2 separate regions of the Homo sapiens genome follow, and region 1 is linked to region 2. A link is a loop called in an ENCODE intact Hi-C map of the cell type or tissue named here. Cell type or tissue: ascending aorta. All regions are shown on one strand. Each heading gives the region's core, and the rest is flanking DNA. Links, peaks and the distances in the headings are about the cores only. Region 1 holds the start of LOC105376353 (mucin-5AC-like). Region 2 overlaps LOC105376360 (a long non-coding RNA gene).

Region 1 (8,333 bases), core at 201-8,200, 290 kb before region 2:
AGCTGCCTTGGGGATTTAACAAAAGCCTCTTCAAATAACACACAGGACAGGGCTCCCGGGTTAATCATCTTTCTTTGTCTAAGAAAGAAAGATCTTCCTAGGTTTTATATTCACACATATTTGTTGTGACTTCCTTTTGTGTCCATCAATCAAAGCTGTTCCCTCTCTTGGTTTTGGGTATGTCATTACCTGCAGGGCACTCGGTGGAGGTGAGGTGGTCATTGGCTTCTGTCCTGTTCTTCAGTGGTTTTTACTTAGCGATTACCGGCAATTTCACCATTACTGCAGGGCACAAATTTGTTTATTTTAGCACATTTTCTTCATAGCCTTAATCTGCTGTCAAGTCAATAATGTGCTCCCCAACTTCCATGATAAAATCTTCCCCCAAAAGAATCCCGATGGAGTGCTGGTCTCTAAGGACGTAGAGACACCAGAATGTTTTCTAAACCTTTTTGTCTTGTGTGCTGATGCTCAGAACATGGTCATTCGCAATCACTGAGCTTTGCAAAGCTTTTGCACGAGCTGACCTAATTCTTATCCCTGCTCCTTTGAAGAAGACGGACTTTTAGCTTTGGTAGTGTTGGGTGCTACAGAGCCAGCCTCAGATGTACCAGGTGTTATAGAGCCAGCCTCGGATATACCAGGTGTTCCCATGTTCAACTGGAATGGGTGCTGAAAACCTGTTTATAAACGTGTTCCCCTCCTTGTTTCAGGGGACAGGTGTTCCCATGGGTTGACTGGCTCCTTCAAACCCCAACATTCAGTCTTTAAAGGCACTGTCTATGCCTAAATGCCTTACTCACTAGTAGCAGCCCACTGGGTGATGGGGCTATGCTCCTCCCTCCTCCCGTGGGCATTGGGACTGGGATTCTTAGATTGGAGCAGGGAATTTCTCATCAGTCACTGTGTAATGTGAAAACCAAGGGAAAGCCCAGCGCCTCCCAAACCCTGGAGCCCCAAGTCATGTGAGGAAGCTGAGATCTAATCAGAAGGCACTGGCGAGATTGTGTTAGACAGATGGGGTCACCCAACGTACAGGGTGGCCAAGGCAATGATCAAGGCCAAGGAGAAGGGAGGGACTAAATACCGCAGCACCAGGATTGCTGGGAGCCGGGTGTCCTTCGCCTGCCTGGAGTTGATGCTTGAATGGGGGAAGCTGGGGCCTGGCCCCAGGGATGGCGAGTGTGAGAGGGTCAGCCCCAACATGAGAACCGCGGAGCCTCAAGAGAGGAACTTGGGACATCAGCAAGCCCCGTGCAGCGTGGGTGAGCAGCTTTCTGATTTGCTGGGGCCCTTCTTGTTGCCATGAACAGGAGTCCAGGAGTGACTGCATATGGTGTCCCAAGGAGCCTGGTAAATAAATGTGCGCTGGCTTCCTGGGAGTGAGTTATGAGGAAACGCTAAGGGCAAGAGGAGAAGATGGCTGGACATCCACAGCCCCTTGGTCCCGGGCTCTGACAGCTCCTCAGCATAATGAGTGGAAATGAAGGGCCTGGCCAAGCGAATTGGCCGATTGGCTTTCTTCTATTCTCATTGCTAAATTAATATTGCCGTTAATGTTTGCCAATATTTCAACCTCGGTGGACTGGCATCTAACAGTCTTGAGCTTGCAGAGGCCATTTCTGTGCTGGAGTTTTGGTTTTCGAGGTGCATTCATTCATAAAAGCTGATGTTCCCCAGAAAGTAAGCACTGAGAGCTACTATTTCCTTGAGCATTCATTTTATTTAGGTTCTAGAAATTTACGTGATATCGGATGAAGAGATTCAAATAGTTTGTGAAGGAGTTAGGAATATACAACCCCTTCCTTTTGAAGACATTTATAAACCTATTGAACATATCCTGGAAGCTGGTCTGTGGACAGCCCAGTGCTATACACTGGGGGAGTGAGAGACAGCAAAGCCGTCTCCCTCCTCTGCTGGAGGTTTTACCCTCAGAGGAGAGGCTCACATATTAAAGCCCTAAGACAAGAGAAATTAGGAGTGGCAATGTAATACTGTAAAGTACAATCAGAGCATGATGGAAATAGATAATAGCTTCGTTATTTTTAATGAATGCATTGACTTAAGAATATACAAAGTTTCCTGTGTGACCAGCTGAGTCTCCATGCACAGAGAACAAACCCTAAACAACACCAGTACTTCGTGAGCAGTTGCAGGGATATTCTTTAATGCTCCTCTAACTCACTTAATCTTGATTTGACCTTTCAAATGTAAAAGAGAGTTTTATTGTTCATCTGGATGTCTAGTAAATTCAATAAATAAAGTTCAGAAGACCGATGCCTAGATGAGAAATAGAAGCTGATGACCTTTTTGTTTTGGCCTCAGCCATGGTGACCACACAGGACCGGGGGGTGCTTCTGGCTTTGGCCATCCCAAAGCCTTTGGGTCTGGATGAGCCCCAGGTAACCGAATGATGGACAATCGCTTTTATAAAGTGACAGTTTACTTCTGAGATCGCTGTTATTAAAATGAACACTGGATAGGGCTCTCACGAAAGCTAAAAGCCTTTGTTTGTTCTGGTCTCAGTTCTCAGGGACCTAAACATGACACTGTTCATGTCAACCTCCATGTACTTTGCCCAGTCATAGAAGATGCAAAACATAGCAAATTGTTTTTCTTTTGACTCTTGATCAAAAGGGGGAGCACAGCAGTCAAGAGTTTAGAAAAGTACTCTCATGTTCACACCTGTGTCCTACAGAGTTCTGCGATTTGGCAGGCAGGCTGTGTGAGTGGGCCCCTCTCCTCACTGAAAGACATTCTTGGTCCTCAAAGGTGAGGTCCATGGCTCCAGCCCTGCCTCGCCTCCCCTGGCCTCTATGTCGACTTTCCATTACGGATGGAGAACCGCTTCTGGAGTCAGAGTCTTCGCAGGCAGTAAGGCTCGTGAGAGCCTCAGTGCAAGACGAACCATCTCCATGCGCTGATGTGGTTTTTCTGAAGTAAAATAAGGACTAATTTCCAAACTTCATGCAAACAAGGCAAAGATTTGTCGATGACGGTGGCAGTGAAACTGCGGGATTGTCAACATCAGATAGGGTGGACATGGGGGCCGGGAAAAGCCACGCAGACACTAGCTGTCTCAGGACCCATGTTGTCTGGATTTTAAAGGCCTATTTTTCAGCCTTGCTTGGTTTGAAACAGTTCATTTCTACCTTGAGCCTTTCCAGGGAGTCTAGCGACCAACTGACAACCTCAATAAAGATCCATTCCTGGGTCAGTAGCAATTCAATGATGGGTTGAGCTTCTGAAGTTACCAAAGCTTTCATTTCCTGTCCCTTCCCCACATGAACTAAGTATTCCTGGTCCAGTCAAGATTACACCAGACCGTCATGTCAGGGGCCCAGGACCTTCTTGCTGGTTAATAGGCTACAGTAGCTGCAGCGTCATTCTCTTAGCAGGGTTTTTCAAATTTTGGATTAGGACCCATTTGGCTCATGAAATTAATGTACTGAGCCTCTACAAGCAAGCACTGAGGAAGAAGAAAAGAAGGAAGGAACTGGAAAAAAAAATATTTCAATGCAATGCACATAATGATGCATGGTCTCCTAAACTTTTCCGTGTGTGTGTACGGGCTCGATCATGGTGTAAAAATCTATTAAAAGGCTATCATAGCCACTACTGTACTGCAATATATTCCAAGCAACATAGACAGAGGCTCCCACATCTGGATTTTTTTTTCCTGTAAAAATAAGAAGAGGCCGGGTGTGGTGGCTCACACCTGTAATCACAGTACTTTGGGAGGCTGAGGTGGGTGGATCGCCTGAGCTCAGTAGTTCCAGACCACCCAGGGTAACATGATGAAATCCCGTCTCTACTAAAAATACAAAACAATGAACTGGGTGTGGTGGCATGCACCTGTAGTCTCAGCTACTTGGGAGGCTGAGGCAGGAAAGTCGCTTGAGCCCCAGAGGTGAAAGTTGCAGTGAGCCAAGATCGCACCACTGCACTGCAGCTTGGGCTACAGAGTGAGACTCCAACTGGAAAAAAAAAAAAAAAAGAAGAAGAAGAAGAAATTGAGTCACAGATTTTGTAAAAAAAAAAAATTAAAAATATTTATTAAGATTTATATTTATTTGAATCACCTTTTAAAATGTCAAGTGGGAAAATGAGATTTTTTTCCATCAAATACATTCCTTCCTTCCTCCCATTCCTCCCTCTCTCCCTCCCATTCTTTCTTCCTTCCTTTTCTGTATTTTAAAAAATATTTTTAATATAAGTAGTGTTTTTAGTAGTAAAACAGAGCCAACATTTGTATCCGTCCAGTAAGCATTTTCCTAGCAGGAAACATACAGGCCTGTGCTGTTTCCATTCTTAAAAAGATGGAATGAATAATACAGAGGCTAGAAGGAAGTCAGGCACGGGAGAAAGTGAATATTAGATTCAATTTCCTCTATTAGGTTTCATGCCTCTGAGCTGCTGCGTTGGTGAATGAAGACCTCTAAGCTTTTTACTGCTTTCCCTTTATGAGGTTAAATTGTATTTTTTCAGTATTTCACCCCAATCATGTGCTGTAAATCTATTCTTACTTTAAGAAAGAACTCATTCCACAATATATTTGCTTGACACAAGCCTGGGATTAGGGCAGTTTGCAAAGATTTGTTCTCCCTGATTTTTTTTTTTTTCCCTGTGAGTAAGTAACAATCTGGAGAGTAGTTAATGGAGTCGGTGACTCAGCTCACTTTGCTGTGGTTTCTGCTCTGTCATCAGCATGGATGTCTGGTCATTTTCGTAGAAACCAAGGAGAGTCCTGGAAGAAATGATGAGGTAGGTGTGGTCCTCCATCTCCGAGATGCTCCAGCCCAAATTTCAGTTTAAGATTATTGTGCTTTCACAGTTGCTCAGATAAAACAGTTTTCACTTCCCACAGACTCAGTGTTTAAAAATTAAGCTTCAGCAAGAGGAATGTTTTCTTACACAATTCTCTAATTCAACTTGTTTTCTCTCTCTGTATAGAAAAACCCTGGAGCAAAATACTTTACCAAAAAAGGACAAAATAAGGCTTGTGACTGCAATTTAAAAATTGTTAAAGGACACCGTTTCATAGGGAATAAATGAGAAGTGGGTAATGACTGTTTATTTGAATGATTCAATGCAAATTCCCTGGAACAGTAAATCTGGCCCAGTTTGTTTAAAGTAGAACATGTTTGACCTGAAACTTCTCGGAAATACAAATATTTTGTAAGGTGAGATCTGATTTAATAGATTTCTCTTTCATTACTTTTATTCATATAAAAACCAGAGAGTATTGTGACATTCAAAAATCAAGTAATTTGATATTAAAACCACAGCAATATAAATGACAAAAACAAGCCGTTCTGAGAGGCAAAGCAGCACTTGGTTTCCTAAGCCTGTAAAACTACTTGCGTTCGCTGGCTAGATTGAATTTTCTAAAACTACACAGTGATGTTTAGTTACTAGTTAAATGGTTTTTATAGAAATCTAGTTAGAAAGTGCAATTGAGTTGTGTCTCTTCATTGCTATTTTCAGTTAAGAGCTTCTTCCAAGGGCCAGTCTGCACCAGGTGTAAGTATTGGAGCTAGTAGGGTGATCGATAGCAATTGAATGATTAGTTGAGCCTCTGAAGTTACTCAAGCAACTATTTTAACGTTACAGATTTAAGAACATTTCTTGCTGCAAACGTTTGATCACAGGAGTCCATAGCTGAATAGGTGTGAGGCTAGGAGTCTTTTGGATATAGTAACCTTACTGTCAAACATGTTTTGCTATATATATAGTTACACATGGAACATAGCCATGTATAAAATGAATATTTGGTCCTCACAGTGAAGAGGAAAGTGCAGTCATGCTTTGTGACTTAGACACCTTATTGTCATCATCATCATTTTTGCAAAGGGCTTTTATCCCACCTTTGGCTGGAGCCTGGTGTGCCCCCCAGGGTGATGGGCTTGTCCACAAATCTCTGGTCTTACTCATTTTCCTCTCGTGGCTAAAGGCTCAAACATCACACACGGAGGCAACAGACACAAGGAAGACAGTATCGACCAGCATTTGTGAACATATGTGTCTAAGAAATAATAATCACAGAGCTTCGTGTTAAGTCCATACTTTCCGCAGAGCTGCAAAATTTACTAAGTGTTTTTGCCTTATTTGATTCTCACAAAAATCCTATGAGAAGAGCAGGCAGACACCCCCGTTTATAAATGAGGAAATGAGCTGGACACAGTGGCTCACTCCTGTGATCCCAGCACTTTGGGAGGCCGAGGCAGGTGGATCACCTGAGGTCAGGAGTTTGAGACCAGCCTGGCCAACATGGCAAAACCCTATCTCTACTAAAAATACAAAAGTTAGCTGGACGTGGTGGCACGTGCCTGTAGTTCCAGCTACTTGGGAGGCTGAGGCAGGAGAATCAGTTGAACCCAGGAGGCGGAGATTGCAGTGAGCCGAGATTGTGCTACTGCACTCCAGCCTGGGTGACGAGAGCGAAAACTCCGTCTCAAAAAACAAATAATAATAATAATAATAAATGAGGAAACAGTTGCTCAGCACTGTTGGGGCATGGCCAAGAGCACACAGAGATGGAGCTGGGCTTGTTTGGAGGTTTCTGGTGATAAGTCCCAGCTCTTGTACCACCCCATCCCTACAGGACTCCCAGGTTTTCTGAACGGTATAAATGATCTCACAGTCAGGAAGCAGGACACCATAGCTCACCTGAGCAACCGGAGGGCAGGCAAGCAGTTAGCCAGTTTGCTGTCACTCTCTTAGCCCTCTGGTTCTGGCCTTTGTGAGTGAATGTGAATAGGAAGAACATGAAAGGAAAATAATCCTAATATCCCATAGTAGTTCCCCATCCAAGCACCCTTTCTCTTCAAACCTCCTAAAGCTTCGACAACCACCTGGTGCTCATGATCTCCTCTCTCATCTCCTCAGAAGACACGGTTCTTGGGTCTTCTCTCTCTTATTCTTCAGAATGAGTCTTCCCTCCAGAAACTCCTCTGAGATTTGGCTGTGGTCTCCCACGCCCTGTCAGGCAGCGACTGCAGGCTTCTGTGGTTCTCGTTTCCAAACCTCAAACCATGAGAGACATGGAGGCTCTTCGAAATGATGGTGACACTGCTCTCCTGGGGAGGGCTGGACATGGATCGTCCTTTCCCAGCTCCGCTTAATCTGAAGCAGGAGGATCTGGCTGAGAGCTGGGATGAACTTCAATCTGGTTCTGCCGGATACAAAATCGACTGAGAAATGATGCCACCAACCAAAATGGTTTCTGAAGTTTGGGAATGTAAACATTTTTTTCCTTCTTTTAGAGATTTTCAGATAATGGAGTCTGGTCCCTCTGTCCATGGGCCATCAGCACCTGCAGTTCACACCACACTTTCCAGGGAAGAAGGCATCTACAGCACACCACCCACTGCAGGAACAGTGCAGATTCCCACATCTACAGCACAGCACCCACTGCAGGAACAGCACAGTTTCCCACATCTACAGTGCAGCACCCACTGCAGGAAGAGCGCAGATTCCCACATCTACAGTGCAGCACCCACTGCAGGAACAGCGCAGATTCCCACATCTACAGCTCAGCACCCACTGCAGGAAGAGCGCAGATTCCCACATCTACAGAACAGCACACACTGCAGGAACAGTGCAGATTCCCACATCTACAGCTCAGCACCCACTGCAGGAACAGCGCAGATTCCCTCATCTACAGCACGGCACCCACTGCAGGAACAGCACAGATTCCCACATCTACAGTACGGCACCCACTGCAGGAACAGCGCAGATTCCCACATCTACAGCACAGCACCCACTGCAGGAACAGCACAGATTCCCACATCTACAGTACGGCACCCACTGCAGGAACAGTGCAGATTCCCACATCTACAGTACGGCACCCACTGCAGGAACAGCGCAGATTCCCTCATCTACAGCACAGCACCCACTGAGGGACAGTGCAGATTCCCACATCTACAGCACAGCACCCACTGCAGGAACAGCACAGATTCCCACATCTACAGTACGGCACCCACTGCAGGAACAGTACAGATTCCCACATCTACAGTACGGCACCCACTGCAGGAACAGCGCAGATTCCCTCATCTACAGCACAGCACCCACTGAGGGACAGTGCAGATTCCCACATCTACAGCACAGCACCCACTGCAGGAACAGCACAGATTCCCACATCTACAGTACGGCACCCACTGCAGGAACAGTGCAGATTCCCACATCTACAGTACGGCACCCACTGCAGGAACAGCGCAGATTCCCTCATCTACAGCACAGCACCCACTGAGGGACAGTGCAGATTCCCACATCTACAGTGCAGCACCCACTGCAGGAACAGTGCAGATTCCCACATCTACAGCACAGCACAC
Region 2 (8,333 bases), core at 143-8,142:
GTAGTTGGGGCAACAGTGGCCGCTGTGACCTGTCGCATGACAACACGGTGAGAAGAAAGTGATGTCATCATCATTCCTGCCTGGACTACCAGGCCTCGTGCATCTGAAGAGCTGACCAGCCTCAAGAGTCCCACAGGCAAAGCGCTCACCGCAGAGTCGCAGCAGCTCCCATGGATTCTTCTTTATGGGTATTGTGACCCATTGTTCACCCACCACCCATTTCTCTAATATCAACAAGACAGAAATGGCACTTGCCCGTTCTGAGCACGGGCTCCTTGGCTTCCCGGAATTTCATTAACCCCTGGCTCCGCTCCGGAGCTTCTAGTTATCGTATTCTAAACAGACACCGGCTTTTTTTCACATCACTGAGGACTCAAAAATGGGAAAGGTGGAGAGAAAAGATCCCATTTCCTCCGGACACACACATCTCTTTTTAGGTTGATAAAGTGAGGTTTAGTTTGGGGCTATTTAATTTTTATTTTTTATAGTCTTAAGAACCTGGTAACAATGCTTAAAATGAAACAGGGCAGCATCAATTAACAGAGAATAAGAAGTGGAGCTCTGTGTCTGCTGCAGAGGTCAGAGCCTCCCAGCCACCGTGCCCAGGTGCTCTGTGCCGTGAGCGGTGCCCGGGTGCTGTGTGCCGTGGGTGCAGTGTGCCGTGAGTAGGTTACAGGCAGTGGAGATGCTGAGCCTCAGCCACTGGGCAGCTGGACGGAGCCTGGGAGCTGAACCTCCTGGGAGGCTGGCTGATGACCTCCTGCTAGAAGCAGCCATACCCCAGTGTCCCATGGGTGGTATAAATATTAATATTTCCTATATCTGCTTTGATGCAAAAAAAAAATCAGAAAGCATGTTTAGAATATACAAGCACGACAGCCTAACTCTAAAAGCTTGCACACTGATAATTATTTAATGGCTGCAGGTAAGCACTCTGAAGCGGGACTTAGCTCTGAGCTGGAGTGCCCGGGAACAGTGCAAATCACTCGGACGAGGCCTTGCAGAACACTTGATGCGTTCAGCTCCATGCAGCCCTTAGAGTGGCCTGTGCTGCTCAGCAGCCTGCACAGGCCCCGAGCAGAGGCCCCAGGGTGGCCTTTGTCTGTAGAAGCCCTGAGCCCTCCAAATGTCCCCATGGGCTGCCCCGTATTTGGTCTCAGGAGAGTTTACTTCTAATTTTGCACTTGGGAGTTGAAATGGGCTAGTTTTCTCATCAACTTTCCTTCTCATCCAACAGCACCTTCTCAGTGGCCTGGGCAGGGGATGCTCTACCAGGTCTCAGGCTCCGTCCCCACGGTTGGCACTGCCCCCCACTCACACTGACCTCAGAGCTTATACCAAGGCAGGGCAGAGCTGAAATCCTACAGAAAATAGGCCTGGGAATACTGTGCTTAATTACTGAAAGACTGTGGCACTTCAGGTGGTCTGTGGGTTGATGGGACCTAGGACACCAAATGTGGGGCCATGGGGGCTCCTGTGCCCTTCCCAAGGCCTTCCACACACCTGCCCATGTGCTGTCCTAGAAGCCTCACCTGATTGTGAACAAACCCCTGCCAGGCCATGTTCCCCTCCATTGCCAGGAGCCTGTTCATCTTATTCCTGCTGCAGAAACCCACCGCTGCCCGGGGGGCCACCCCTTGAGGCCTATTTTGTACCTTTTTTTAATGTGGATGTTCTGATACTGAATTTGGACTACAGAACATGATCAAACATTCACTTCTCTGTAGGAACATACGTTTACTTTTATGTGGATTGAACGTGGATTCCTTCTCCTTGCTGCAAGAGTGCTTTGAAGATACTGGATTAATTACATTGTACCTTACCTTGTAATGAACTGTTTATATCATTTTATTCAAATACACAAGGAAGTTTTTAGGACTTCATCTATTTTTTTTAATTCTTTTAAAATTCTGGGCCTTTAATGTAGCTCCTGCTGTGTAATCACTTGTTAAATTTTTGCAGAATGAAAATAACACATCAGTGAGTCTTGCCCTGTTCTCTCTTGATGAGCCTTCCCTGTTCTCTCCTAACTTCCCTGCACCCAAATCCCTTGTATTTGTAGCCTTCTTGACACAAGCAGGGTCTAGTTCCAAATGCCTTTTGCGTGTTGCTTATAATCCTCATAGCAGCCCTGGCAGTAAGGACCTATTATTGTCCCGATGTTACCAATGAGAAAGTGAATGCAATTAAGTCACTTACTTATGAGTAGCAGAGCTGGGATTTGAATCCAGAGAGTCTGGAACACACATCTCACCACTACAATCCTTACACTTTTCCATATGTAGGGCTTCCCTATTTCCTGATATATCAAAAGCTCTTGGAGACAATGGATAAATGGTAGGGTGAAGACTTGATTCACAGCACATAACGTGGAAGGTTGAAAGTAGATCCTCATAACCATCTGTTTGGATAATACAGAATTTCTTCTTTCTTCAAGACCCTCCAGAGATAGCTGTAAGGATAAATGAAATGACTTCTGTTGAAAACGCAAAACTCCTTTGAACCAAAAACCTTTCCATAAAGAAAATAAAATATAAAACCTGTATAGTCCCCTAACAATGAAGCCATAACAACAAAAAACAAGAGCAGTATTTCGAGTCTGAAATGCCTACCCTTAATCTGCCTGTAGTTGCCGGTGTATAATTTAATGTGCTTTTTGGAGTTACTACCAAGATAATTTCAAATTTACACTTTGAAAGTTCGAAACTGAATTATCTTGGCTTAAAAATAGTCCACTCTTAGTCAAAAAGAGAAGCAGCACATTTGTGTCAGTTATCTATTTAGGGACAAAATAGAGTTCGAAAAAAGAAATTAAGATACTATGAAAAATTCTGCTTTTGTGTAAGTTCAGTACAATATTTTGAACTTTATGTTTTTCTAAGACCAAATTATTTAACTTGAGCCTCAATTTTGGGATTGACGCCTCTTAGGCATTTCCATAATTTAATTCCCTGTGCTGTCTAGGTCCATTATTTTAATTTCTGATCTTATGCCTATTCAAATTACTTTTCTTCACAATATTTTATCTATATTTTAATACCTCATTAAAATTTGACCTCTGCAGGAAGCCCTTTCCTGCATTTCTACTGTATTTGCATGACATCATTTAAAAGAGATCTGGTCCTCCTGACTTCAGCCTTGGAATGTTGTAAAGGAAGCATCGTTCCAAAGCTCTGGTATCCTCCCAGTGCCTGGCACCATGCTGGGCACGAAACGGACCAGATGCTTATTTGGTTTCCATTAACAGCAGACACCTGCCCCTGCCATTGACTGAATTACCTATTTCCACATGCTCCACACTAGGACAGGTGGCCTCCCATCACAGTTCCCATCCTTCACCATTTGACCTCAGGGCGCCTTAAATTCTGTTTCTATACATTCCCTCTATAGCTAATTGAGGCCTTCCTAAACGCCAGCCACCATTTAGCCCTTTACGTATATGGTTGGCTCATAAATACCCCTGAGAGGTAGGATGGTTCCCACCCCATGACAGATGAGGAAACTGAGGCACAGGTGAGGCTGCCAGTTTCCCCAACCACTCAGCTGGGGTGTGGCAGGGCAGATGACAGAACCAGGGACCACAAACCCTAAAGGGCGGCAGCGGCAGCAGCAGCAGCAGCAGCCTCTGCACGGGCACGGGTGGCGTTGGTTTTGTGTGTCTGCTGTTTGTTAGGGGTCCAGCCTGTCTGTTGCTGCTGTCTGTGTGTCTGTGTGTCTCATGCGATGCATCATTCATTGCATGGGGACCCTGTTTTGAGGCCTATCCGAAGTTTCATCCTGTTCCTAAGCTGCTCTAACCCGACTTCAGAGCTGTCTGCATCTCAATCCCATGATCTCACTCCAGAGGCAAAAACAAACCCTGTGAAGTGGGCAGACATTGCCCGTAACTGCAAAGTGTAACAATGTTGTTGTCATCATTATCCAATAACGCCAGAGCAAAGACATTGTTTTTCACTTTTATTATTATACATCAAAGATATGGTATTTTCCATGTATGTTCATTTAGTCCTTAAGTAAATATTTGTCGATTACATCATTGGATCTTCACAGAAGTGGCTCCTGACTAAACAACACTGTATTGTAAGAGAAATGGCATCATTTTTTAGCATATTTTCTCTTTAGAAAAGAAGACAGAGATTTGAATTTGGGCGACACACATAATAAAATGGATGTTTTCTTTTTAACAACCAAATCATACTCGAATTACAAAACCCTCCAGGCATTATCAGTTAATGCAAACACAGGAGGAAGATTTCTGCTCTCCGATTACATAAAACGTCTCCCCATTCCCAAGATCCTGGAGCCTCTCTCCCAGCGTCAGCTGTGGACCGCGGGTTTTGCAGAACGGGAATTCAGGCACTGTGATCTCAGCCAGTGAGGAGGTCAGATCAGGGCCCCAGGTTTGCCTGGTGGACCTTCCGAGTGGAAAGCAGCCAATGATTTGTTACCATGCAGGACAGCCGCCTCCGGGAACCCGTGTGTGGCCCGGGTGCCACGCAGCCTCGCGACCCCTGCCTCTCTTCACTGGCTTGTTCTCTGCCTCAGTCAGAGCCAATGACTTAGTGGCATCACAATTTTCTCAAACTTGCCAGAACTTTCTGGAATGTACTTAAAGAAAGCCATGACTCTGCCTCTTGTTAGCTGACATTCATTAGAGGCTTTGTGTCAGAGCTGGAAGCCATGAGTCACACTTGCTGATACAAGGGGAGATCTCAGCAGGAGGAACGGGCCTCGTGGTGCCCGTGCGCTTCCTGGAATTGTGCTGTAAGTGAAATGAGATGCTGGTGCCTGGGAGACCAGAGCTCAGCCCACATGGACTCCTCTGACACTTCGTCTACACTTAGAAACCTCCAAGCAGGCACAGGCCAGGCGCAGGTCACTTTCTTCAGCCCCATCTCCCCAGGCAGCCCCAGAGGCGGCGGCAGTGGGCTCCCAACTTCATGAATCCGCTGGAGCACGGAGATGTGGCGTGAAAACATGTCACACTCCTGGAGACGTGCATGAAGCCTCCTGGTGGCCTCAGAGTGTCTGGGGCCACCGGTCCTTTGAGATTTTAAGGAAAACAGTGTGTTTTCTGCTGTCTCCCCCTGACACAGCACTCTGAAAATCAAGCCGGAGCACCTGCAGAACCTCAGCACTGTCCAGAGCATCGTTGTGAGGGTCGGTTGCTGACCCAGGGCACGTCAGCCCCTGGAGGCCGAGTTACACTAACCTAGCCTCTGTTCCCTACATTCCTTGGTGTGGACTCTGGAATGGACCATGGAGAGAGAGGACATGAGAGCTGGAACTTTAATGCCCATTCCTTCGGCTCTGGATGTGGGAAATACAGGTCATGCCGAGATAACACACTTTTCACCACAGGGGCGTTCACAGGAAGGCCACACGCTTCATGTCAAGGGTTAGACCAGAGGCTCAGGGCTGTGTATTCACAGTAACGGCCAAGGAGGAAGGGATGGAGTTGATGCAACTGGAAACCCCCTTAGCAGTTGACATTAGACCCTGTCTTGCAGAGGTGCTGAGGGACGAGCTGCCTTTGAAGCCTGGCGCACGCATCTCCCAAGGCTGCGGCAACCAAGCACTGTGGATCAGGCGGCCTCAACAGTGGGAATGCAGGTTCTCACACTCCCTGGGGCTGGATGTCCTGAACAAGGTGTTGGTTCCTCTTGAGGTCTCTCTTCTTGTCTGGTAGACGCCATCTTCTCCCAGCGTCCTCACACCATCGCCCTCTGTGTCCCAATCTCCTCTTCTTACAAAGACACCGTCAGATTGGACGAGACCGCATGCTAATGACCCTGTTTTAACTCAGTTAACTCTGGAAAGACCTCATCACCACAGTTCTCACCTTCCCAGGAGGTTCAGACTTCAACACCTGAAAACTAAGGACACAACTTACTCCTTAACAGTGTGTGTGTGCCTGCATGTTCTTAAATCTTCAAAAAACTATGCAGTTGAAGAATTTGGGAAAATGCTTCTAGGCCATACATGGTCCTGTACTGTCATTTAAACAGTCCCCCCACTCTCCCCCACACACACAGGGCCCTCGTCTCTGAGGGTCTTCTCCACAGACACCTCCCACATCCACAAAATGAGATGCCCAAGCTAGAGGGTCCCCTGGCACCCTTTAGAGAAGGACAGAAATAAGACGGAGGAAGAGGAGGGCTGTGGATAGGCCTGAGTCACTTCATCACAGATACCTCTTTAGAAAACCCTATGGATTGACTTCTTGGTGTAAATGATAAATGGCCTTTGAGAAAAGTTGGAAAATATGGATAAAATATAATAGAGGAAACAAAAATACATGTGTTAGGTAAACTTAGCCGTAACAACTGTTCAGTTATCTGGGGGTGGGAAGTACCCCCAGCCCTTGTTGCTGTGGGAATGTGAGTAGCTGTTCCCTGTGCTTGAAAAGTCAATATGCAATTATATCTACATGGGGGTGAACAGGCTGCCCACACAGTGTTAGAGCTTGCCTTTTTTTCACCTAGCCTTCCACATAATTGAAAATAATTCAGAACTTTAATTTTTAGTGACTACATAATATTTTATCTTAACAATATGCCAAAACTATTTAATCATTCTCTTGGTGTTGACTATTTCTGATATTAACAGTTCCGTGTGGCTAGAACAAACATTATTGCCCATAAATCTTCATAGGTAGTCATATTATTTATTAGGATATATTCCTAGAAATGGAGTTACCCGATGAAGGGGCATGGATAATTTCAGATCTATTGTTACAAATCAGAACATCACTTTTTGGAAATTCTTAGACTTTACCAGGAGTGAATGAGATTGTTCATCTACCAAAAATTCTAGCAGCAATGGGGAGTTTTATTAAACACACAAACAAAAACCACACACACACACACACACACACACACACACACACACAGAAAGAAAGAAAAAAGGGTTGCACCCTTTATTAGGCAAAAAGAAAAAAAAATGATATCTCAATGTTGTAAGAATTTGAGTTTCTTTTCCTTACTGGTGAGGTTGAGGAATTTTTTATTCATTTCTCATTTTCTGTGTTTAAGCACTGGGCTGTCTTTCCGTTGGAAGCGGTTTGCCAATAATCTTTGTGGCACGTAGTTTCCCAGTTTCTTATATATAATACCTTTTAGTTATTTGACAGTAACAGTTTTTTGACTTAGGCTTTTTACTTTATCCCAATGTATGAAATTTCAGGATGCACAAGGCTTTCTCTTGGCTACTCCTGGGGTCGAGCTCAGTGGCTGTTGATTGCAGGAGAGGCCAGGACCAGCACTAAGGAAAGTTGCAACCAGGAGAAGGCCAGTGCTTTGGTGATAATGTTGCTGATCCTGAATAGTAACCAAATGTCTGTGTTTTGTTTCATGATTTTTTCCATTAATTATCTGCTTAGAAAGTCTTTTCTTCTTCCTCACATCCATTAAATGTTCCACTTTCCAAAAAAATTGTTATGTTTAATGTTTTAGCTGTCTATATTTTCTATTCAATTCTTCTTCAGTTTATTTTTGTATATGGTATGAATTAAGGATGTTAATTTATTCCCCCCAACCGAATCTACAAACTTTTCAACATCATTTATGAATTAATTGTCCTTTTATTATTACTCACTAAGTTTTTCTCTATTAGCATTTGTTTCTGGGAAAATGAACCTTTTCCGATGATTAAGCTCTTTATTCTTCTGCCAATATTGCAGAATGGTAATTCCTGTAGATCTAGTAGGGCTACCTCTCCCTCATTACTCACTCGTATTTTTTCTTTTTAAAACATTTTTCCTTGGAAACTTGTGTTTCCCCATGAGTCATTCAATCATTTATAAGACTGTAGCCCTGCCATCTGACCATGGATGAGAAGAATTCAGACCCGATGCCAGTGAGGAGGAGCTGGTGAAAAAGGAAGATAATTCTGGGAAGAGGCTGCAGCCCTGGGCTGCGAGGTGGACCTGGGCTGAAGCCACATGTGGAAGGAGCTTGCTGGAGCTGCTGGTCAGTGCAGCAGCATGGGGAACTGGGCCCACAGCGTGGTGCTTCATGAACCTTGCATGCTTCCTGGCCACTCTCGCAGAATAGTCAGACTCTGTGAAACCGTCAGGCTCCTTAAACTCTGTTGAATCCTCTGGTTGCCTCACTGATATGGTTTGGCTGTGTGCCCACCCAAATCTCATCTCAAATTGTTAACTCCCACAGTTCCCACCTGTCATGGGAGGAACCTGGTGGGAGGGGGTTGAATTAGGGGGTGGGTCTTTCCTGTGCTGTTCTCGTGATAATGAATGAGTCTCATGAGATCTGATGGTTTTAACAAGGGGAGTTTCCCTGCACGAGCTCTCTTCTCTTCACTTGTCTGCTGCC

Evidence for each region. A loop is a pair of places that touch in the nucleus more often than their neighbours do. Peaks named below come from ENCODE experiments on the same cell type or tissue, not always from the same donor. Only the 100,000 strongest peaks of a DNase experiment are listed, where the experiment ranks them.
Region 1: a loop joins it to region 2, with 2.6 times the contacts of the local background. A loop is called at or near these places in 4 of 110 quality-filtered maps.

What each region holds. Positions count from the first base shown.
Region 1 is chr10:3,244,378-3,252,710 of GRCh38, forward strand. The region is part of intron 2 of LINC02668 (long intergenic non-protein coding RNA 2668); the gene reads right to left. LOC105376353 (mucin-5AC-like) reads left to right here and starts at 4,637. Exons shown (of 3, transcript NR_164119.1): 1 at 4,637-4,764; 2 at 4,954-5,183; 3 at 7,266-8,333. RefSeq lists an enhancer at 4,363-5,562. In ascending aorta, for the core only: no CTCF peak of the experiment used is centred there; a DNase peak (open chromatin) is centred at 4,704; H3K4me3 peaks cover 985 bases; H3K27ac peaks cover 2,001 bases.
Region 2 is chr10:3,534,580-3,542,912 of GRCh38, forward strand. All of the region lies in intron 1 of LOC105376360 (a long non-coding RNA gene), which reads left to right. Among named protein-coding and RNA genes, the nearest start is that of LINC02669, 36 kb to the left of the region's middle. In ascending aorta, for the core only: no CTCF peak of the experiment used is centred there; DNase peaks (open chromatin) are centred at 4,712 and 7,932; H3K4me3 peaks cover 768 bases; H3K27ac peaks cover 2,882 bases.